Regions from separate parts of the Homo sapiens genome. Here region 2 is linked to region 1. A link is a contact called in ENCODE Hi-C or POLR2A ChIA-PET data. All regions are on one chromosome and are shown on one strand. Each heading gives the region's core, a stretch centred on a gene start or an enhancer-like site at or near the end of the contact. The rest is flanking DNA. Distances are from core to core; before and after follow the strand shown.

Region 1 (6,276 bases), core at 1,681-4,180:
GAGGTCAGGGTCTCCGGGGAGACACAGGGGCGGGACAACGGGTCAGATTACAGCTGCTCTCCCACCACAGTTGGCAGAGCTGCAGTGCGAGGTGGCCGCTCTGCGTGAGGAGCAGAAAGTGCTGTCCCGCCTCGTGGAGTCGCTGAGCACCCAAATCCGGGCCTTGACGGAGCAGCAGGAGCAGCTGCGGGGCCAGCTGCAGGATCTGGACTCCAGGCTCCGTGCTGGGTGAGCCCAGCCCTCTCCATTAGCTCCGCCCCCAGGTGGGCCCGATCCAATTAGATCTGACCAGGCCCTCCCCCCCCCCCCCAAACCACGCCTAGCACGGCCAAGCCCCACCCTGGCCCCGCCCCAATAAGTCTGTCCAGGCCCTGCCTCTTGGCAAGCCCCGCCCCCAGGTGGACCCACCCAACGAAGGTCGGCCTAGGACCCTGGCAGATTCTCTCATCCAGGCCCCACCCCTCCATCAGCCCCTCCCAACCTGGCTGGGCCGGGCACTGAGATATCTCAGCCTGGGCACTCCCTCCAGCTCAGTCACGACCCCACCCAGGACTGGCCAAACCCCACCTCCAAGGGATGATTGATAGGTCCTGTCATTCCAACCATTCCCGTCTCTGGTCCGACCCTTCTTCAAGCATATTTAGGCCCCGCCCCTCAGTCTGGACAAGCTCCGCCTCCACTCCAAGCTCCGCCCCCGGAGTCCCTGGCACTCCCACCAGGAGCTGGAAGGGACTTCCTTAGCCTCTGCCCTTCGCCCCAATCCCCCGACCCCCACAGGAGCTCAGAGTTTGATTCAGAGCACAACCTAACAAGCAATGAAGGGCACAGTCTGAAAAACCTGGTGAGATTGCCATCTGAGCCCTGGGGCAGGTCTGGGCGGTGGAGGAGCAAGGGTTGCGGTGCAGCCCTCTCCTGGTTTCTGAACCCCATCACCACTGCCTCCCCAGGAGCACCGCCTAAATGAGATGGAGAGAACTCAGGCTCAGCTGAGGGATGCTGTCCAGAGCCTGCAGCTTTCTCCAAGGACGCGGGGGTCTTGGAGTCAACCCCAGCCCCTCAAAGCACCCTGCCTCAATGGAGACACCACCTGAGCTGCCCATCCTGCCTCATCACACGTGGTCTGGGAGCAGAGAGATAGCCATCTTAGGGGGGGTGTCTGACTTTGCCTTAGCCCTACTTGGCCTACAGTGGGGAGTGGAGCTGCTGGTCCCAACCACTCTGGCAGTATGAAGTTGCCCAGTAAAATCTTGATTTCAGTGAAATTGGTGGTTTCTTTGCCCACTAAGAATTGCCAATTCTTAGGCATTTGCCCCGCAAGCCCTATTCATCTCTCCCAAATTCTCCCCTAATTAGAAGTCTCATGGAGAGGGCCATGTACACAAGTTCTCACCAGCTGTGTGACCTTAGACCTTCATTCTCTTAAGAGCCCGTTTTCTTATCTGTGAAATGGACGTAAAGTTCCCTACACAGTGAGAGGACCCATAGTTAAAGGCATTCGATAAAAGGTATTCACCATTGTTATAGGCAGCACCTGCTTCTCAATGAAGCATGGATTCCACCCCTGGCAACCTCCCAATCCCACAGTGAGAGCATCTTCCTAGGCCCTCCTCATGTCACGGAGGCCATGGGTCTGGGAGGCGGATAAAGGAAGGGGGTCAGGTGTGGAGATGGTTGGATACTGTGTATGAATGATTGGGTAAATGAGTCATTCAAATCATGGGTGAGTGGATGGGTGAGGGGTAGAGTGGGTGGAGCAAACGGCAGACGGATAGGTTAGCATTTGCTGGATGTTTGACCTGGTAGGTGAGTAGCTGGGTAGTTGGTTAACCAGGTTGGGTATGTCTGCCTAGAAAAGGCCTGGTTCATAGTAAGAAAAAATTTTTTTCAATGTTGTGATTATATATATCATATGTACATATGTTGAGGTCTCCTGAGACGCCTGAGAACTGGGCAGTGGAGAAACAATAATGAACTAGACAGGACTCCTGGCCTCATGGAACTTACATGTTAGTGGAGGGACCAAATCAACAGACAAACTGGTGGATGGATGTTTGGGGGGCTGGGCGGAAAGATGTGTGTGGGGATGGTTGGGTACTTGCTTGGTTGTATGGATAAATGAGTATTTACTTGGGTGCTGGATGAATGGGTGGGTAGATGGGAAGTGAATGGGTGGGTTGAGTGGGTGTTTGGGTGAATTAATAGGTGGTTGGAGGGGTGGGTGGATAGGTGATTAGTTCATTGGATAGGTAGATGAGTGATTGATAGATTGAGGAAGTGGATGAGATAGCTAGGTGGTTAGATATCTGGATACATGGTGGATAAGACAAGACAACAGGCCATGATGTGTGTCTGATGGGGTAGTCCTGGAAGCTGTGATCCTGGGAACTGGGTGGAGAAGGTGACTTAGGACTGAAGACCTAGGGCAACTCTAGGGACATGGAGGTGCTGAAGTCCAGTGTGGATGATTGGGAAGGAGGGAGTGAGCTTGTGGTTGGAAGGTAGCTGATGGGGGGCAGGGGACAAAAGGCTAAAAATTGGCTGGGTGGAGTCTTCAATGACCTATCAATGACCCATCAATGACCCATGGGGGAACTTCTCTGCACCCTCCCCACTCTTTTAGTGCTTTTAGCGAGCCTACCATTGGAAGTACCAGTGGGACGATAAGGAGCCATTGGGGTGTGGGACGACAAGGGTGTTGTCATGGTAACGGGGCCTCTCCCTGGACTCAGGCCGTGCGGGCCCTTTAAGGGTGACCCGCTTGGCCACTCCCAACATGGCGGCGCGCCCGCTGGCCGCCCCCCCCGGGGCGGCGAGGGGGGGGGGGGTGGGGTGGGGGGGGCGCCCCGGACCTCCCCATCATGGCGGCGCGGCGGGGCTGTCGCGCTGAGGTCACGGCGGCGCGCCGGGGGGGCGGGGCGGCGGGGGGAGCGATTTAAAGGGACAATGTCCCCCGAGCGGTGGAGGCGGCGGCGGCTGCGGAGGCCGCGGCACCGGCACCGGGAGCGGCAGCGGCGGTAGCGGCAGCGACGGCCGCACCAAGGAGGGGAGCTCCGAGCCCCGGCACCTGGCCGGCGGCGCCGCCTCCCCGGTGAGGCCCGGCCCGGCCTGGGGAGCCCGCGGGTGGGGCGGAGCCGTAGCGGGGCGGGGGAGGCCCCGGGCCGGGCCGGGCCAGGCGGGACCCCCCGGGGCGGGGGCGGGGGCGGGGCCTTCAGGGGCGGGGCCTGGCCGGGGGCGGGGCCGTGCAGGTGGGGGGAGGGGCGGGGGTCTTGGGGCAGGTGTCCCCCCTACCTCGGCGCGTCCCGCGGGGTCTCCTGCCCCGGGGTGCACGGGCGGAGGGCTCATCCCCCGGACCCTGGACCCCCGAGGAGTGGGCCCGCGCGGCGCAGCCCCCACCTCTGCGACCCCTGGGGGGCGTCCGGGTAGGAGCCCCCTCCCCACGCTGCCAAAGTGCTCCGAAGTTGCGGTCCCGCCCGTTCCCCGCGGGCAGTGCCCACCCAGTGGACAACCGCAGGTGCTTCCTCCGGGCCTGGGTAGGGACCCCCACCAAGACTGCCAGCCCACGGAGGAGCCCCCTGGGAATCCCCAGGCCCCCGAGGGCAGCGCCTGCAACCAGGCCTGGCGCCCCGGCCCCGCCCCGGTTGCCTGGGCCCGGCCTCCCCACCATCTCCCTGGGGAGGGCGCCTCATTCCTGCCCTTCACTTTCCGCCGTTACCTTGAAGGTATTTATAGGTAGAGAGGACAACCCCCGCTCCCCAGGGTCCTCATTTCTGGACCAGGAGCCCTATCGTTTTCTTTCGCCCGAGGACTAGAGCAATCTTGGTTGGGGGGTGGGGGGAATGGAGGAGCCCAAGCTGGGTATGCATGAGGGATAATGTTGGGGAGAAGCGAAAGGGTTAATGCTGGGGTCACTTGAGGCTGTGTGTGTGGAGGGGGGTGAAGGGGTTAATGCTGGAGAACCCTAAGGTCCTGTGTGGGGGAAGGGTTGGAGTGTGGGAAAAGTGCAGGGATCATTGGTATGGGACAACCCAATGGAGAAAAGTAAAGGGGTAATGATGGGAGACTCCTGACGGTGTATAGGATCAGAGTGTACAAGTGGCTGGGATTCTTGCCGAGGAAACGAAGGCATGGCAGTAGGATGTGCGTGTGCATGGATGTGAGGGCAGGACTGGGGAAAGTGCAGCTGTGTGTGAATGAAGGGAGGCGTCTGGAGAAATGGTAAGATTGATGGAAGAAGACCAGGTGGCTGAGTGTGCATGTGTCAATATGGGTAAACTGAGGCAGTGCAGGATCTGTATAAAGGGGAGGAGTTATTGATGGGGAGACGGAGGCATGCTGAGGGTAGGGGCCATTGGGATAGAAGGTGTGTGGAAAAGGTCTGAACACCATTAGCTCCCCTGGGCTGGGAGGTAAACTGAGGCAGTGAGCTGCAAAGTTGAGGACTGAGGTTTTGAGGGATGGGAAACTGAGGCAGATTCCCTTTCCTCCATCCCCTAAGCACTTCCTTCTCTCTATCCCCAGGCCCACAATGCCCCGCTGAGCCGGTGCAGCAGCTGAGTGGATCCAAGCAGAGAAAATCCGATGGAGGGGTCTCTGGCAGGCAGCCTGGCTGCACCAGATCGTCCCCAAGGCCCAGAGAGACTGCCTGGCCCGGCGCCAAGGGAGAACATCGAGGGTGGGGCCGAAGCTGCTGAGGGGGAAGGTGGCATCTTCCGGTCCACCCGTTACCTGCCTGTCACCAAGGAGGGCCCCCGAGACATTCTGGATGGCAGAGGTGGCATCTCTGGTAAGAGAATGGGCCGTGTGGCCCCCAGGGAGCATCCAGCCCATTCCCCAAGGCTCAGAGAGAGTCAAGTCACCCAGCGCAGCAGCGGCTGAGCTGGGATGCTGATTCCGCTTGGGTCCAGAGCCTTTTCTTTGTACTCTGTTTAGTTTCTTATTTGACAGTTGTGAAAACAGGTGTCCTGGGAGCCAGTGACCAGACCAAGGCTCCCCACTGGGTGGTATGGAGCTGGGACTTGAACTCAGGTCAGCCTGGCTTCCTCCTCTGAGCATACTAATTGGGTCCAGAGGCCCATCTCAGCACCCCAGACTCCCTGCCCCCAGCCCACTTATTCCACAGGTATTCCCCACTCCCATCAGTCTATCCCAGCTCCCTCTGGCTGTCTGGGTGTATCCTGTTCCTGAACCACGGGCCAAAACAGCTTCTGTAGTGGCTAGGGAGAGGCTGGGTAGTCAGCGATGCTGGCTACCCCTTGGTTTACCCAGCAAAAAGGTATCTCACACTCTCCCCACCTCCAGACGTGTTATTCATTCATTAAATACTGAGCACCTTCGGTGTGCCAGGGTATGTGCTAGGCACTGGGAAGACAGCTGTAAACCAAAGAGGCAAGAATTCCTGCCCTCAAGGGGCTGACACTCTAGTAGGGGAAATGGACAACAAGCAACTAAACAAATATCAGAAGGACAGGTAGTGACAGATGCTGTGAAGGCATTAAACAGAGTGCCAGGATCATGCCTGGGAGACCTGGGAGACCCTCCCTGATAGAGTGGCATTTGAATGGAGCATGGAGTGAATGGTGGGACGGGCATTCTGGGTGGAGGGAACAGCCAGTGCAAAGGCCCTGTGGTGGGGAGGAGCCTGACGTGTCCAAGGACCTGGTAGGAGGCTGGTATGCCTGGAAAACAGTGGGCTGATGTATCACACCCCCCACCCCCATCTCCAAACACCTCATCAAGGGCTTCCTCCGTGCCAAGGCTTTTGCAAGATCATCTTCTGTCATTCTCCAAAGAACCCTGTGGAATAGCCTTCATTATTATTATCCCGTGTCAGAGATGGGGAAACTGAGACCCTGAGCGGTGACATAAGTTGCCCAACGTCACCTAGCCAGGGAGTAACATGGCTTGACAGCCCTCACTCTTAACCACCCTGCTGCATCCTCACAGATCCTTGACCTGCTCTGGCCACCTTTACAACTCATGATGCTCGGATATTTATAAATACACAGCATCTTCTAGGGGCCACGCCCTGGGGCACAGCGGTGACTGAGCACACACCATCCTCGCTCTCATAGACCCCACCATCTGAGGCTGGGGAGACAGATGTTATGATACCGTGTTATGACCCGGTGTTATGTCACCAGGTGTTATGACACAGCGGCTGGGGCTGTGATGAGGAAAGCACCTGGTGGGGAGCAACCAGGAGTTCCTGCAGGAAGTGAGAGGTAGGATGAGGGACAATGAGCCAGACCAAGGGGGAAGCAAGCATCTAGGCAGGGG
Region 2 (5,859 bases), core at 803-3,302, 380 kb before region 1:
ATGGCTGGGGTTTGTCTTACAGCAGAGGCAAGCAATTGCAGCTCTGAAAGACGTTGCTGCTTGGCTGCCTCTTCTCTATTGTTGAACACCTTGAAGGCGAGATTGATTAATTCCTGTTGTGGGGTTTGAGGGCCAGATTCCAATTTTTGAAGCTTTTTTTGTAATGTCAGGAGCTGACTGAGTGATAAAATGCATATTGAGAATAAGATGGCCTTCTGGCCCTTCAGGGTCTAGGGCTGTAAAGTTTCTAAGGGTAGCCACCAAACGGGCCATGAACTGGGCTGGATTTTCATCTTTACCTTGGGTGGCTTCTTAAAGCTTGTCATAATTAACAGCTTTGTATGCTGCCTTTTTCAGCCCTTCAGCTAGGCAAGAGACCATGTAATCTCGCCTAGCTATACCTGGGGAGCCTGTCTGGTATTCCCATCAAGGATCCTCTCAGGGAACTGCCCTGATGCCTTCTTGGAGGTCTGGCTCATGATGCCGGCGGGTGTTAGCGTGAGATTGGGCTAGGGTATAAACTCTTTCCTGCTCATCTGGGGAGAGGGTAGAGGTCAGGATGACATTTAGGTCACTGCAGGTTAAAGTGTAGGACTGAGTCAAATATTGGAATTCCTGTGTATATTTAGTGGGGTCTGATGAGAAAGAGCCCAGACGCTGACTGATTGGGAAAGGTCTGATAGAGAAAAAGGTATATGAACCTTTACTGTGCCCTCAGCTCCAGCCACCTCTCTATGAGGAAATTGTTGGGCAGGTGGGGGAGAGCTAGTCATGGAATGAAACTAAGCCTGACCAAGTTTGAGGAGGGGAGGTGATAGAAGAATTATAAGATGGGGGAGCGGAGGCTGAGGAAGAATTGGGACTTGATTCAGCCTGCCAAGGAGTGGCCTGGGGAGGGGGAGAGAGGTCAGAGGGGTCTGCAGAAAAGGGGGATTCAGGGGACTCTGAGGTTGGGGTAGAGACTGAAGGAACGGACGGGAGAGAAAGAAGAAAAATTTGGGATGAGTCACATTGGGAGCAGAGGCTTGGGAGGGAGCGAAGTGTAAAAAATGCCTGGACGCAAGGCACCTCAGACCATGTGCCCATTTTTTGACAAAAATGATCTAGGTCTTGTAGGATGGAGAAATCAAAAGTGCCGTTTTCTGGCCACTTGGAACCATTGTCAAGTTTATATTGCGGCCAAGCAGTATTGCAGAAGAAAATAAGACGTTTGAGTTTTATATCAGGTGTTAGTTTAAGAGAAGTTTTTAAGTACACAGGCTAAGGGGGAAGAGGGAGGAATGGAGGGCGGAAGATTGCCCAAAGTGAAGGAGGTAAGTTTAAAGAGAGAAGTAGAGACACGGAGAAGGGCGGGGGTGAGCAGCCAAAGCAGGCGTCCCCGCAAATGACTTGCCACCATGGGAATGTGGGTGAATGACCAAGGCAGGCATCCCCAAGGTGATCAGACACCAGTGGAATGTGGGTGAATAATTAGGCAGGCGTCCCCGCAGTGATTAGACACCAAGGGAAGACTGTCTTCCTGAGTCTGTGACCAGCGCCAGAGTTTTGGGTCCACGGATAAAATGTGTCTCCTTTGTCTCTACTAGAGAAGAAAAAGACTGGACAGGGAGATTGGAGGGTAGCGACAGAGGCTGGAGAAAAGAGTGAAGAGACCACTTACCCGATTTGAAATTGGTGAGATGTTCCTTGGGCTGGTCTGAGGACCCGAGGTCGCAGGTGGATCTCTTCACGGAATGAGGGCCAGGACAGGGGGCCGGTCTCACGAAGGAGTCCCCCTGGCCCAGATTTTGGCACCAAGTGTCAAGCATGTCCGTATAGAAGACCACCTAAACAGGCTTTGTGTGAGCAACAAGGCTGTTAATTCACTTGGGTGCAAGTGGGCTGAGTCTGAAAAGAGAGTCAGCGAAGGGAGATAGGAGAGGGGCAGCTTTATAGGGCTGGGGTAGGCTGTGGAAAGTTACAGTTAAAGGTGGTTATCTGTTGTCAGCAGAGGAGGGAGTCACAAGGTGCATGGTGGAGAGATGATGGGACTCATTGTCCAGAAGAATGTCACAGGGTCGATTGATCAGTTGGGGCAGGGCAGGAACACGTCATAATGGTGGAATGTCGTAAGGTGGGTTAATTAGTTAAGGCAGGAATTGGCTGTTTCACTTCCTTGTTTTTCAGCTGCTCCAGACTTCTTGGCTCCTGTAGGCCACCTGGACATATATGTGCAGGTCACAGGGGTTACAATGGCTGAGCTTCGGCTCAGAGGCCTGACAGTTCCCTTTTGGAAACGTTACAGGGTGATGTGACCTCAGCCCACCCTCTTATCTTTTCCTGGTCCTGGGTTTCAGAACTGCCTGGGGCTCATCTGAGATGCCCACAAGCTGCCGGGTCTCTTGGAGGGTCATGAATATCAGCTCCTGGGTCATTTCTTCCCAGAGGACAGCCTGAGATGTGCCTGTGGGGCCTCTCAGGGGAGCCGCCGGGTGCACCCCCTCCCCCTACCTCCCGGGAGGGAGGAGTCCCCTGGTATCTCCCTCCGTCATCTAAAAGGAAACCCCTTAGGACATTTAGCTTTTCTCACCCCAAGCCCAGTTTTCACTTCTTGGAAATACCTCTCTGGTCAGCCACTCAGATGCTGCTATTGAAGGGAAAAGACTGGAATGATCCCTGTCCTTTGAATCCTCTTAGCCTAGTGAAGGGAGAAAACTATGGCTAAGGACAGGAAAACCACCTTCACTGAGGTGACGCAAAAAGCTGAAACGCACACAATGCAGTGTCTTCTGGGAGGGTGGTCACTGAGTATATATGTGAGCAGCACAGGGTTTGGGGCATGTCTGAGGTTATATAGGATGACCTGATCTGACACTTGAGTCAGACTTGCCGGTATTCCAGTTTGCCCTACCCCTCCCTGGGTTTGTCACCTTGAAAATTTTTTTTTCACTTACTTACTTATAATAGAGTCAGGGTCTCACTACATTGCCTAGGCTGACCTCAAACTCCCGGGCTCAAGCGATCTTCCTGCCTCAAACTCCCAAAGTGCTGGGATTACAGGTGTGAGCCACTGCACCCAGCCTGAACCTCAGTTTTTAAAAAATTAAATATCAAATGGATTTTATTAGTAGAGTTTGATAGACAAGATAGAATATATCCAAGGAGGCAAGAAAGAGGTGTATTTCAGAAAAAAAAGAAAAAAGAAAAGAAATGTCTAGCCTTATATTTCATCCATTAATTTTTTTTTTTTTTGAGACAGAGTCTTGATCTGTTGCCCAGCCTGGAGTACAGTGGTGCCATCTCGGCTCACTGCAACCTCCGCCTCCCAGGTTCAAGTGATTCTCCTGCCTCAGCCTCCGGAGTAGCTGGGATTACAGGCACCTGCCACCACACCTGGCTAATTTTTGTATTTTTAGTAGAGATGGTGTTTCACCATGTTTGCCAGGCTGGTCTCGAACTTCTGACCTCAAATGATCCACCGGCTGGCCTCCCAAAGTGCTCGGATTACAGGCATGAGCCACCCATCATCCGATAAAGCTTTTAATTTACATTTTGTCTTACCCAGATGGCGTGTGATACATTTCTCATATTTGTTCTTTTCTTTTGGGTGATTTCAAATGGAATTCCAGGGCTTAGCCTTGAGAAGGCTACTGGGGCTGAGAATCTCAGCAAAGTAAGGAAAATCACTCTTCCATTATGGCTGCAGCGAAATGAATACATTTCCACAATAAAGTGTCATAGTTAAATTGGTAAATTACAAAGATTCATTAAAACATCCATTTTTCTCCTTTCCAGAGTGAGAACTTGTGACGGTGAATAACTCTTCTCTTTCCTGGTACCTGGACTTCAGAGATTAATACAAAACCCTGTGGGTCAGGACTTGGCAACACCAAGAAGCATTCAAATATAATGATTTATTCAACTGTGTATTGTCATGGAAATAATAATTAAATGGCACATCTTTGTTGTCTGAAAGGGATAGATACTTGTGCTTCTCTTGTTGAGCTATATAAAATACAAGCGCCTTACAATTTGTCTTCCCTGCCTATCTATATGGACACTGAGTTTGAGGGATTTTGTTGGTTTCTTCAAACGCTGAGTATTTTCTTTTAAAAGTAAGTGAATTATCTTGACTCGAGAGCCGAAACCCTCACACAGTGACTTCATGTTAAGGCGACTCTTGAAAAAGCATCTCAGCTGGGCGTGGTGGCTCACGCCTGTAATCCCAGCTCTTTGGGAGGCCAAGACGGGTAGATCACTTGAAGTCAGGAGTTCAAGACCAGCCTGAGTAACATGGCAAAACTCTGTCTCTACTAAAAATACAAAAATTAGCTGGGCGTGGTGGCAGAAACCTGTAATCCCAGCTACTCAGGAGGCTGAGGCAGGAGAATTGCTTGAATCCCAGGGCGGGCAGAGGTTGGAGTGACCTGAGATCACGACGTCACTGCCTCCAGCCTGGGCGATAGAGCAAGACTCAGTCTCAAAAAAAAAAAAAAAAAAAAAAAAAAGAAAGAAAAAGAAAAAACACCTCAAAGGTTAGGAATGATTCTTTCACAGGGAGGAGCAAACAAGATTAGAGAGAAGGTGATGGTGGTGGTGGTGGTGGTTGGCAGGGAGATGACAGAGACCAGAAGAAAGCTTTATCCTAAGGTCTGCCTCTTCTTCGGAGGGAAATAAAGAAGGCCTTGTATTTTGGCTAAGGGTGGGTTAAACATTTGCCTTAGGTTTAAAAAAAATTAAAACAAATTTAAAGATCTACTTAGCTTTTATTCGCAATTCCTGAACCGAAGAAGCATCCCATTCTATAAAATAGAATAAGAACTCCTGCTTTGTATAATGGAATAGGTGATTCTTGTAAGAGGAACAACAAAACAGAACAATTTAAAAAATCATTAGGTTCCTTTTTTGTAAGCGGCCTTATTATATATTATGCCAGCTCAGGTTGGCTGGGTTTTATTTTTGTTTTTTTTATTGGTTGCTGTGACTCTCCTGCTCTCAGGAAAAACTGGTGCATTTGAGGATTTGCCTCCTTCCTTAAAGGTTCAGTTTGATTATGTGGTACTTAGCCTGAGTGACTCCATTTTGGTTTGTTCTGGTCTGCTGGGGCCTAGTGCAGGAGCTCAGTCCAAAACAGTGGCCTCTCATAAGTTTTGTTTAACACTTTCTTCTAAGAGTTGTTTGGTTTGAGCTGGTCCCTTTAAGTCTTTAATCCATTTTTATTTCATTTTTCTATGTTATATAAATTATGGGTCCAACTTTATTTTTTCACATGTGGCTATCCAGTTTTCCCAGCACCATTTTTTAAAATAGAGCAGCCTTTTTCCATTGCATTATCTAAGCATTCTTGTCAAAAATCACTTTACCATATATATATGGGTATCTTTCTTGGCCCCTGTATCTATTCCAGTGATGTATATCTCTGTCTTTAGGCCAGTACCACACTGTTTTGATTCCTGTACCTTGGAGTATTTATTTGAGGATTGTTGCGTCAATAATCATAAGGGATATTTGCAAATCAAATATTGTATCATTGTCTTTATTGTCAGCACAATTTCAGGGCCTCAAGGAATAAACTAGGATATGTTCCTACCTCCTAAAGTTTTTGGAAGAGTTTGAGGAGAATTGGTGTTAATCTTCCTGAAGTGTTTGGTCTGTTTCATCGCTGAAACTGTATGGTGCTGGGCTTTTGTGAGTTGAGGGGTTTTGATTACTGCATCAATCTCCTTATTAGTTGTAGATCTGCTCCAATTTTTTCTTTCTTTTTTTTGAGACGGAGTCTTGCTCTGTCTCCCAGGCTGGAGTGCAGTGGTGCGATCTTGGCTCACTGCAAGCTCCGCCTCCAGGGTTCATGCCATTCTCCTGCCTCAGCCTCCCGAGTAG

Evidence for each region. A loop is a pair of places that touch in the nucleus more often than their neighbours do. ChIA-PET counts read pairs that join two places held with the same protein, here RNA polymerase II (POLR2A). Pooled maps may share reads with other maps.
Region 2: a map of sigmoid colon shows a loop between it and region 1 (2.4-fold over the local background). The contact joins the promoter of UCA1 here to the promoter of WIZ in region 1. A Hi-C loop is called at or near these places in 4 of 168 maps with a recorded cell type or tissue (CD8-positive, alpha-beta T cell, naive thymus-derived CD4-positive, alpha-beta T cell and sigmoid colon), 5 of 37 single-sample maps with no recorded cell type and 16 of 50 pooled maps. POLR2A ChIA-PET finds 5 or more read pairs at or near these places in 2 of 52 experiments (CD8-positive, alpha-beta T cell and activated naive CD4-positive, alpha-beta T cell).

Annotation. Positions count from the first base shown.
Region 1 is chr19:15,446,610-15,452,885 of GRCh38, reverse strand. It overlaps WIZ (WIZ zinc finger), which reads left to right and starts at 2,930. Exons shown (of 13, transcript NM_001371589.1): 1 at 2,930-3,088; 2 at 4,519-4,783. The coding sequence starts at 4,579. MIR1470 (microRNA 1470) reads right to left here and starts at 3,338; the gene lies at 3,278-3,338. RASAL3 (RAS protein activator like 3) reads left to right here. Exons shown (of 18, transcript NM_022904.3): 16 at 71-228; 17 at 778-841; 18 at 948-1,262. The coding sequence ends at 1,091. RefSeq lists an enhancer at 431-500 and silencers at 2,906-3,035, 3,086-3,205, 3,556-3,665.
Region 2 is chr19:15,825,140-15,830,998 of GRCh38, reverse strand. UCA1 (urothelial cancer associated 1) reads right to left here and starts at 2,052. Exons shown (of 3, transcript NR_015379.3): 1 at 1,661-2,052. It overlaps LOC124900418 (collagen alpha-1(I) chain-like), which reads right to left and starts at 2,052. Exons shown (of 3, transcript XM_047439793.1): 1 at 1,661-2,052. RefSeq lists an enhancer at 1,609-2,808.